2 separate regions of the Homo sapiens genome follow, and region 2 is linked to region 1. Evidence: read pairs that join two places in POLR2A ChIA-PET (ENCODE). Cell type or tissue: A673. All regions are shown on one strand. Each heading gives the region's core, and the rest is flanking DNA. Links, peaks and the distances in the headings are about the cores only.

The links. ChIA-PET counts read pairs that join two places held together with the same protein. Peaks named below come from ENCODE experiments on the same cell type or tissue, not always from the same donor. Only the 100,000 strongest peaks of a DNase experiment are listed, where the experiment ranks them.
Region 2: POLR2A ChIA-PET joins it to region 1 with 7 read pairs; 5 of 35 experiments call an interaction of 5 or more read pairs at or near these places.

What each region holds. Positions count from the first base shown.
Region 1 is chr17:7,380,995-7,386,354 of GRCh38, forward strand. TNK1 (tyrosine kinase non receptor 1) reads left to right here and starts at 95. Exons shown (of 13, transcript NM_003985.6): 1 at 95-120; 2 at 1,842-2,095; 3 at 2,256-2,326; 4 at 2,431-2,622; 5 at 2,715-2,870; 6 at 2,976-3,259; 7 at 3,490-3,760. The coding sequence starts at 1,933. RefSeq lists an enhancer at 1-113 and a silencer at 3,159-3,418. In A673, for the core only: no CTCF peak of the experiment used is centred there; a DNase peak (open chromatin) is centred at 3,237; H3K4me3 peaks cover 841 bases.
Region 2 is chr17:7,270,848-7,276,217 of GRCh38, forward strand. No RefSeq gene overlaps it. Among named protein-coding and RNA genes, the nearest start is that of SLC2A4, 8.2 kb to the right of the region's middle. In A673, for the core only: no CTCF peak of the experiment used is centred there; no DNase peak of the experiment used is centred there.

The sequences.
Region 1 (5,360 bases), core at 361-5,360:
GCCGGCCCCGGGCCAGCGGCCAGGTCCCCGCCCTCCGCGGGATTTACTCCTGTCCCGCCTCCTCGGATTTAGCCCAGGCAGCCTGGGAGGTTCCGCAGTCGCCGCTTCCGCCTTGACCAGGTGAGGGTCCGGACCGAGCAGGGGGCCCGGGCTGGGGAGAGCCGGCGGAGCAGCCGTCGCTGGGGGCGCGTCCGGGGGGCGCTGGGCCTGTCCTCTTCTCCTGCGTCCTTCCCTCCCGCAGCCGCGCTTCCTCCTGTCTCCCTTCTGCGCTCCCCGCTTCCCACCGAGCGCGCAGGGCCGGGTCCCCCAGGGTCCTGGGCTTTCTCCTTCCCAACCCAACCCTGTTCGCGCCCGGTTCTGAGTCCACCTGCGCGTTTCCAACTAGGCCCAGCCTCGATCCTCTTCTTCCTCCTTGCTTATAATGTAGGGGAAGGGACGGGTCCAGGAGTGTGCTAGGGAAAGTGTGAGCAGGCTGCCAGTACCCAGAGGCCCAGAGCCTTATTTAACAAAGGTTGGTGGAGTTGCCTTGAAGCCAAGTTAGACCGAGTGACTCAGGCTGCCAGCAGGCATCTGTGCCTGGGGCTGAGCTCAGGTAGGTGTGGGACTGTGTACCTGACAGCCTCAGTGGCTCCATAGGCAGCACCTAAGCCTAGCGGCCATCACAAGTGCCTGATTTGATTTCAAATGTTGCTGCCTCCGGTGGAGGAGAGGCAATGACTGTGGACCTCTTTTGGCTTGAGGGGTCCCTATGCCCCCATAGCTCAGGTATGCTGTGTGCACACTGTACCTCGATGTCTGTGTGTTGTGTTCATGTGGACCTTTGTGTCTTAGCCGTGTGGGGCAGTGTATCTAGGTGTTTGGAGGCAGTGAACTGCCATGTCCCATGGATGTGACACGTATGTACAAGGAACATCTCATGGAAGGACACAGATGAGCCTGGGCGTTTTGTGGCCGCATGCTGAAATGTCTCAGCGTTAAGACGACATATATCGGCCGGGCGCAGTGGCTCACGCCTGTAATCCCAGCACTTTGGGTGGCCGAGGCGGGCGGATCACGAGGTCAGGAGTTCAAGACCAGCCTGGCCAATATGGTGAAACCCCATCTCTACTAAAAATACAAAAAATAGCCGGGCATGGTGGCACGCGCCTGTAGTCCCAGCTACTTGGGAGGCTGAGGCAGAAGAATTGCTTGAACCCGGGAGGCGGAGGTTGCAGCGAGCTGAGATCACGCCACTGCATTCCAGCCTAGATGACAGAGCGAGACTCCGTCTCAAAAAAAAAAAAAAAGAGGACATGTATTTGGGAGTCTCGGCCATGTTTTGCAGTATATCTGTAGGTCTCAGTGTGTGTGTGTGGCAGCATGTGGGAGGCAGTGTACCTTCGTGTGTGTGCGTGCTCTACCTACATGTCTGAGGTATGGTGTGGTTGTCATATCTGAGCATCTCCAGTGTGTGTGGTAGGCAAACATGTCTCATGTTGGAGGAAGGGAGATGTCTCATGTTGGAGGAAGGGAGATGTCGTCTCAGGTGTGTATGAGTGAGTTTGTGCCACTGCGTAGCTCAGGTCTAAAAGGGCAGTGTTTCTGGGTGTCCGGGTGTGTGATGTGCCGTGATATTTCAGAGTCAGGATGGTAACATACCTGGAGTCTGTAGTAGGAGCAGGCAGTATGCTAAAATTGCAGGTGTGAGCAGGGCAGGTTACTCAGCGGTGAAGGGACAGAGTACCCGGATGCCTGGGCACGGGGAACATTCTATCTGGGATTTGTGTGCGTGAGTGGCAGGGATCCTGGCTGTCTCTGCTGTGTCCCTGCCTCTGTACCTGAGTGTTTCTAATGACTTGCAGGTGGAGCTGGAGACCTGGTCTCTCTAGGGCCTACCCTGAGCTCACCATCTGAAGGAGAGTGCCATCATCCTTAGGAACTCCTTCTCCAGACATGCTTCCTGAGGCTGGCTCCCTGTGGCTACTGAAGCTGCTCCGGGACATCCAGTTGGCCCAGTTTTACTGGCCCATCCTTGAGGAGCTTAATGTCACTCGGCCAGAGCACTTCGACTTTGTAAAGCCTGAGGACCTGGACGGCATTGGCATGGGCCGGCCTGGTGAGGGACCCCTGCCCCGAGGCCCTGGTCTCTCTGTCCACAGCCTATCAGTTGCCTTCCCCCACCACAACCCTCTTCCAGCCCTTTTCTTCCCTGTAAGTCTCTCCGCACTCTTCCCCACACCCACCTCCACTCCAGCCCTGATTCTGGCCTCCCACAGCCCAGCGCAGACTGTCCGAAGCTCTGAAAAGGCTACGTTCTGGGCCTAAGTCTAAGAACTGGGTCTACAAGGTGTGTGTTGTAGGTGGGCAGCTTGGGCCTGGGAATGAGGTGGCTTGAGGGGCAGGGAGGGGGGCGCAGGGCTCTGCATACCGGATTTCCCATCCCTGTTTCAGATCCTTGGAGGTTTTGCCCCTGAGCACAAGGAGCCCACCCTGCCCTCGGACAGCCCACGGCACCTCCCTGAGCCAGAGGGGGGCCTCAAGTGTCTGATCCCAGAGGGTGCTGTTTGCAGAGGGGAGCTGCTGGGTTCAGGCTGCTTCGGTGTGGTGCACCGAGGGCTGTGGACGCTGCCCAGTGGCAAGAGTGTGAGTGTCCAGGGAGCCCGCTTCATCCAGGCCAGCTGCCCCCTCTGTTCTTCATGCCCGCAATGCCTAAAGGCGCTTCCCCCCACCTCCAGGTCCCAGTGGCTGTCAAGTCCCTCCGGGTAGGTCCCGAAGGCCCGATGGGCACAGAACTGGGGGACTTCCTGCGAGAGGTATCGGTCATGATGAACTTGGAGCACCCACACGTGCTGCGTCTGCACGGCCTTGTACTGGGCCAGCCTCTGCAGATGGTGAGCAGATCCAGCCGCTGGTTCCCGGGACAGCCGTGCGGCAGGAGCGTGGGCGGCCAGGGTCCAATGGGTCCGGCTCACGCGGCGCGGTGTTCCCTCCTGCAGGTGATGGAGCTGGCGCCACTGGGCTCCCTGCACGCGCGCCTAACGGCCCCGGCCCCGACACCCCCGCTGCTCGTGGCCCTGCTCTGCCTCTTCCTGCGGCAGCTGGCGGGAGCCATGGCGTACCTGGGGGCCCGCGGGCTGGTGCACCGAGACCTCGCTACGCGCAACCTACTGCTGGCGTCGCCGCGCACCATCAAGGTGGCTGACTTCGGGCTGGTGCGGCCTCTGGGCGGTGCCCGGGGCCGCTACGTCATGGGCGGGCCCCGCCCTATCCCCTACGCCTGGTGAGAGCGGGTCCGCGGGCGGTCGGGCTCTGAGCCGGGCGGATCCGGAGGGCAGCAGCCGAGGGAGATCGGAGGGGGCCGGGCTTCTGAGGGAGGCTTGGACCAGAAGGGTTATCCTCCTAGGCAAAGAGGACTTTTGTGAAAGATGGGTGCACTCGGGGGTGCTCCGTGGAGGGTGGGCCTCCAAGGAGCACGTGTCCCGCCCCTTTCAGCTCCACTTCCTTCGGCAGGTGTGCCCCAGAGAGCCTGCGCCACGGAGCCTTCTCGTCTGCCTCGGACGTGTGGATGTTTGGGGTGACGCTGTGGGAGATGTTCTCCGGGGGCGAGGAACCCTGGGCCGGGGTCCCACCGTACCTCATCCTGCAGCGGCTGGAGGACAGAGCCCGGCTGCCTAGGCCTCCCCTCTGCTCCAGGGCCCTCTACTCCCTCGCCTTGCGCTGCTGGGCCCCCCACCCTGCCGACCGGCCTAGCTTTTCCCACCTGGAGGGGCTGCTGCAAGAGGTGGGAACCCCCGACCTCACCAGATACACAGTCCCTCTTCCCTCCATTCGCTCTCCCAGGGTTCCATGCGAAGACTAACACATCTAGATGTCTGTGCTGGGCTCTGGGACTCAGCTCTGAGCAAAACAGATGCAGTCCCTACCTGCAGGGAGATCAGAGCCCTGGGGAGGCAGCTTGGGGCTACACAGATGCAGACTGAAAGGCTGGGGTCTGTGTCTGGGCCAGGAAAGGGGCATAGAGGAGACAGCACTCAGTTGCAGTCGTGTTGACACGCAGAGGAAGAGAAGGGCTCAGCGTGGGAGGGGAAAATAGAAATAATGAAGCCGCAGGCCGGGCGCGGTGGCTCACGTCTCTAATCCCAGCACTTTGGGAGGCGGAGGTGGGCAGATCACCTGAGGTCGGGAGTTCAAGACCAGCCTGACCAACATGGAGAAACCCCGTCTCTACTAAAAAATACAAAATTAGCTGGGTCTGGTGGTGCATGCCTGTAATCCCAGCTACTCGGGAGGCTGAGGCAGGAGAATCGCTTGAACCTGGGAGGCAGAGGTTGCGGTGAGCCGAGATCACACCATCGCACTCCAGCCTGGGCAAAAAGAGCGAACTCCGTCTCAAAAAAAAAAAAAAGAAGAAGAAGAAGAAGTAATGAGGCCACAGAGAGAGCAGGAGCTGTGTCATGGAGGGCTTTGCAAGGCGTGTTAAGCTAACACGTAGAGCACTTGACCTGTGCAGGACACTGCACTGTGCACTTTACATGGGCGCTTATGCAGATTCGCTCATTTAATGCTCTCAACCACTGGATGAGGTAATTATTATTAGTAGTATTTTATTTTGAGACAGTCTTGCTCTGTCACCCTAGCTGGAGTGCAGTGGTGGGATCTTGGCTCACTGCAACCTCCGCCTCCTGGGTTCAAGCAATTCTCCTGTTTCAGCCTCCCGAGTAGCTGGGATTACAGGCGCCTGCCACCACGCCTGGCTAATTTTTGTATTTTTAGTAGAGATGGGGTTTCACCATGTTGGCCAGGCTGGTTTCGAACTCCTGACCTCAAATGATCCACCTGCCTTGGCCTCCCAAAGTGTTGGGATTACAGGCATGAGCCACCGTGCCCGGCCTGGATGAGGTAATTATTATCTCCATGTTACTGATGGGCAGTTGAGGCACTGAGAGTTTAAGTGACTTGCCTAAAGTCACATGGTAAGTGGAGGAGTTGGGATTTGAGCCAGTCAGTTTGACTTCAGAGCTGTTCCCTAAGCTGCTACACTCTACCACTAAAGCTTAGTCTTTACTCTGAAGGCATTTGGGAGCCAGGGAAGCCTATTAGGCAGGGGAGTTACAAGCCACTCTCACCATGACGGCACTCTGATGTGGCGCAAGAATGGATTAGAGGGATGATGCTGAGGCTGGGAGACCAGGTAGGCAACAGTGGCTGTGAAGCAGAAGGGAGATGAAGAGGTCTGGATGAGGGTAGAGGCGGTGGGGCTGCAGAGGAGTGGAAATTTCCCAGAGGGGCTTGGGAGGCTGCTCTGACAGGCCTGGATGTGGAGTGAAAGCAGTGTACAGGATGACGCTCCTGTTAGTCCCCCCAGGTAGAGCCAGGGCCCT
Region 2 (5,370 bases), core at 237-5,236, 110 kb before region 1:
AAGCAGATCACTTGAGGCCAAGCAGATTGCTTGAGGCTTGAGACCAGCCTGACCCGTTAACAAGGCAAAACCCCGTCTCTCCTAAAAATACAAAAATTGGCCAGGCCTCGGAGGCCTGCAGAGAGCCGAGATCACGCCACTGCACTCCAGCTTGGGTGACAGAGCAAGACTCAGTCTCAAAAAAAAAAAAAAAAAAAAATAGCCAGGCATAATCCCAGCTTCTTGGGAGGTTGAGCCATGAGAACTGCTTGAACCCAGGAAGCAGAAATTGCAATGAGCCGAGGTCACACCACTGCACTCCTGCCTGGGCAATACAGCAAGACTCTGTCTCAAAAAAAAAAAATTGTTGCTAGGCATGGCAGCTCATGCCTGTAATCCCAGCCTTTTGGGAGGCCAAGGCCAACAGATAGCTTGAGGTCAGGAATTCGAGACCAGCCTGGGCAACATGGTGAAACCCCATCTCTGCCAAAAATACAAAAATTAGCCAGGCATGGTGGTGGATGCCTGTAATCTCCGCTACTCAGGAGGCTGAGAATCGCTTGAACCCGGGAGGCAGAGGTTGCAATGAGCCGAGACGGCGCCACTGCACTCCAGCCTGGGCAACAGAGCGAGACTCCATTTCAAAAAAAAAAAAAAAGTTGGAAGAGTTTGTTTTTGGAGATGACAAAACCTAGGGTAGAGGTCTGAGGATGGGCTGAAGAGGAAAATCACTGGAGAAGAGACTGAGGAGTGGAGAGGCCACAATGGATTGCCCTGATGGATTATGAAGTTATCAACGATGATGTTAGGAAAAAATAGGTGAAAAGAGGAAGAAGATGAGCCAGGTGCTAACATTATCAGTGAATGTGGGTGAACAACCGGGTTTGAAGACCCTTGCAACAAGTAGAGGCAGCAGATCATATAGTTTGAGACGTTAATTTCAAAAAGCAGAGGATTTTGAAAGATGAAGAAAGAATAAGGGTCTAAGGCCAGGCATGGTGGCTCATGCCTATAATCCCAGCACTTTGGGAGGCCGAGGGGGGCAGATCACGAGTTCAGGAGTTCGAGAGCAGCCTGACCTACATGGTGAAACCCCATCTCTACTAAAAATACAAAAATTAGCCGGGCGTGGTCATGCACGCCTGTAATCCCAGCTACTCAGGAGGCTGAGGCAGGAAAATCGTTTGAACCCGGGAGGCGGAGGTTGCAGCGAGCCAAGATCGCGCCACTGCACTCCAGCCAGGGTAACAGAGTGAGACTCCATCTCAAGAAAAAAAAAAAAAAAGGCCGGGCACGGTGGCTCACGCCTGTAATCCCTCCCAGCACTTTGAGAGGCTGAGGCGGGTGGATCATGAGGTCAGGAGATCGAGACCGTCCTGGCTAACATGGTGAAACCCCGTTTCTACTAAAATACAAAAAAAATTAGCCAGGCGTCGTGGCAGGCGCCTGTAGTCCCAGCTACTCAGGAGGCTGAGGCAGGAGAATGGCATGAGCCCGGGAGGAGGAGGTTGCAGTGAGCAGAGATTGCGCCACTGCACTCCAGCCTGGGCGACAGAGCAGGCTGTCTCAAACAAAAAAAAAAAAAAAGAGTCTAGACGCAGCACTAGGGAGCAATCCACCCAACTCTACTCTGCAGTATGCAAAGACCGATGAACAAGCCTCTGTAAAGAGGGCTGCCAGGGAAGTGTGCCCTCCAGACGCCAGGTTTCAGTAAGGTCTAGGAAAGGGAGGTTCAGAGAAGAGGATGGGCTTATAAGAATGATGACAGACATTGAGTCCAGAGGTAACCGTGGAAAAATTTGAAAGGTCAAGTCTGGTTGGAAGATTGGGTGATATTAGGGGATGTACACTACAGTATGGGGTGGTGGATGATGACATTATGAGTTAATCAACCTCGTATGAAAACCCAACCAACTTGTTTGTTTCTACAGGAAATTGTTCTGAGTTCTAAAAACTGATACATAAATTAACTTTGGAAACTTGCAGCATTATTTATAAAGTAATTGGTTACTGATTATTTCAAGGCAAATGATATTCCAGGTTCTAATTCTGCTTCCTTCAGGACTTCATTCTTGGGCTTCGACTATCTCATCTTTAAAATAGGAGTGATAATGTTTTTGCCTACTTGGGAAACAAGAGGCTGGGCTAAGTGGTCTACTATGGTTCATTCTGGAGTAGATATTTGAGATACAGATTTGGAAAAGAAGTGAAAAAGTGACCAACTCATTTATGAGGCTAGGGTAATCTTGCCTCTGAAATCAGTTAGTAATAATATAAGAAAAGAATTCTAGGCCCATTTAATCTATGAATATAGACACAGAAGTCTTTAATAAAATATTACTTAACTAGGCTGGAAGCGGTGGCTTACGCCTGTAATCCCAGCACTTTGGGAGGCTGAGATGGGCAGAACACATGAGGCCAGGAGTTCAAAACCAGCCTGACCAACATGGTGAAACCCCGTCTCTACTAAAAATACAAAAAAATTCTTTGGGAGGCTGAGGTGGGTGGATCACGAGGTCAGGAGATCGAGACCATCCTGGCTAACATGGTGAAACCCCGTCTCTACTAAAAATACAAAAAATTAGCCGGGCGCGGTGGCAGGCACCTGTAGTCCCAGCTACTTGGGAGGCTGAGGCAGGAGAATGGCACGAACCCGGGAGGCGGAGCTTGCAGTGAGCCGAGATCATGCCACGGCACTCCAGCCTGGGTGACAGAGCGAGAATCTGTCTCAAAAAAAAAAAAAAATACAAAAAAATTAGCCGGGTGTGGTGACGCACGCCTGTAGTCCCAGCTACTCAGGAGGCTGAGGCGGGAGAATCGCTTGAACCTAGGAGGCAGAGGTTGCAATGAGGCTAGATCATGCCACTGCACTCCAGCCTGGGTAACACAGCAAGATTCTGTCTCAAAAAAAAGAAAAAATTACAAAATCCATCAATGTGGTTTATCACAATAATAGACTAAAGGAAAAAAATCAGCAGGATGCGGTGGCTCTTGCCTGTAATCCCAGCATTTTGGGAGGCCGAGGTGGGTGAATCACGAGGTGAGGAGATCGAGACTATCCTGGTTAACACAGCAAAATCCTGTCTCTACTAAAAATACAAAAAATTAGCCAGGCGTGTTGGCACACACTAGTAGTTCCAGCTACTCGGGAGGCTGAGGCAGGAGAATCACTTGAACCCAGGAGGCGGAGGTTGCAGTGAGCCGAGATCGCACCACTGCACTCCAGCCTGGGTGACAGAGCGAGACTTCATCTCAAAAAAAAAAAAAAAAAAAAATAGAGGCTGGGCGCAGTGGCTCACGCCTGTAATCCCAGCACTTTGGGAGGCTGAGGCGGGTGGATCACCTGAGGTTGCGAGTTCGAGACTAGCCTGACCAACATGGAGAAACTCCGTCTCTACTTAAAATACAAAATTAGCCGGGCGTGGTGGTGGGCACCTATAATCCCGGCTACTCGGGAGGCTGAGGCAGGAGAATCGCTTGAACCTGGGAGGCAGAGGTTGTGGTGAGCCGAGATTGCACCATTGTACTCCAGCCTGGGCAACAAGAGCAAAACTCCGTCTCAAAAAAAAAAAAAAGGAAAAAAAATCATATGGCTATCTCAAATGAGAATTTTAAAGGGCATTTGATGAGGTTCAATACCTGCTTATCATAAAAACCTTTAGCAAACAAAGGTTAGATAGGAAATTCTTATACTTAATGAATAATGTTGGACTCATCTCTTTTATTCTTGGGGAAAAAAACAAAGATGTCCACTGTTACCACACTTATTTTACAAAATCCTAGAGGTCTTGAGCAATACTACAAGGAAATAAAAGAAACAAGTAGTGCAAAGATACGAAAGGAAAAAATAAAACTGATTATTTGCCGGGCGCGGTAGCTCACGGCTGTAATCCCAGCACTTTGGGAGGCCGAGGTGGGTGGATCAACAGGTGAAGAGTTCGAGACCAGCCTGGCCAACATGGTGAAACCCATCTCTACCAAAAATACAAAAATTAGCTGCATGTGCTAGCTCACACCTGTAATTCCAGCTACTTGGGAGGCTGAGGCAGAAGAATCGCTTGAATCTGGGAGGTGGAGGTCACAGTGAGCCAAGATCGTGCCACTGCACTCCAGCCTGGGCAACAGAGCCAGACTCCGTCTCAAAACAAGAAAACAAAACAAAACAAAAACCCTGATTATTTGCAGGTAATATAATCATCTACTTAGAAAAACCAATAAAATCGCCGGTCGCAGTGGCTCACACCTGTAATCCCAGCACTTTGGGAGGCCAAGGCAGGTGGATCACCTGAGGTCTGGAGTTCGGGACCAGGCTAACCAACGTGGAGAAACCCCGCCTCTACTAAAAATACAAAATTAGCCGGGAATGGTGGTGCATGCCTGTAATCCCAGCTACTCGGGAGGTTGAGACAGGAGAATTGCTTGAGGCCCGGAGGCGGAGGTTGCAGTGAGCCGAGATAGCGCCGTTGCACTCCAGCCTGGGTAACAATCGAAACTCCGTCTTAAAATAAACAAATAAATAAAATAAAATCAACAGAAAGACTAGTAGAACAAGCAAGGGTATTCATAAAGGTTGTTGTGTACAAAATTAACCTATAAAACAAACAAACAAACAAAAACTACTAGTATTTTACTGCACCAGAAATTACCAATCAGAAAATGTTAAAAAAAAAAAGAAAAGAAAAGAAAAGAAAAAAGAAAAAGAAAAAAAAAGGCCAGGCACAGTGGCTCACGCCTGTAATCTCAGCATTCTGGGAGGCCAAGGTAGGTGGGTACTTGAGCCCAAGGGTTTCAGGCCAGCCTGGGCAATATAGGGAAGCCCTGTCTCTACAAAAAGATACAAAAATTTGCTGGGCATGGTGGTGTGCGCCTGTAGTCCCAGCTACTTGAGAGGCTGAAGTGGGAGGATTTCTTGAGCCCAGGAGGCTGCAGTGAGCCATAATTGCACCACTCTACTCCAGCCAGGACAACAGAGTGGCACTCTGTCTCAAAAAAAAAAAAAAAGAAGAAGAAGAAGAAGAAAGAAAAAGAATAACAAAAATAACATTCAATGGCCAAGCACGGTGGCTCACGCTTGTAATCCCAGCACTTTGGGAGGCCGAGGCAGGTGGATCATGGGGTCAGGAGTCAGAGACCAGCCTGTCCAACATGGTGAAAGCCCATTTCTGCTAAAAATACAAAAAATTAGCAGGGCGTGGTGGCACACGCCTGTAGTCCCAGATACTCAGGACAGTGAGGCAGAAGAATCGCTTGAACCTGGGAGGCGGAGGTTGCAGTGAGCTGAGATCTCACCATTGCACTCCAGCCTGGGCAACACGGTGAGACTATGTCTCAAAAATAAATAAATAAATAAATAACATGCAATTTACATCAGTGACAAAGTTATAAGGTATC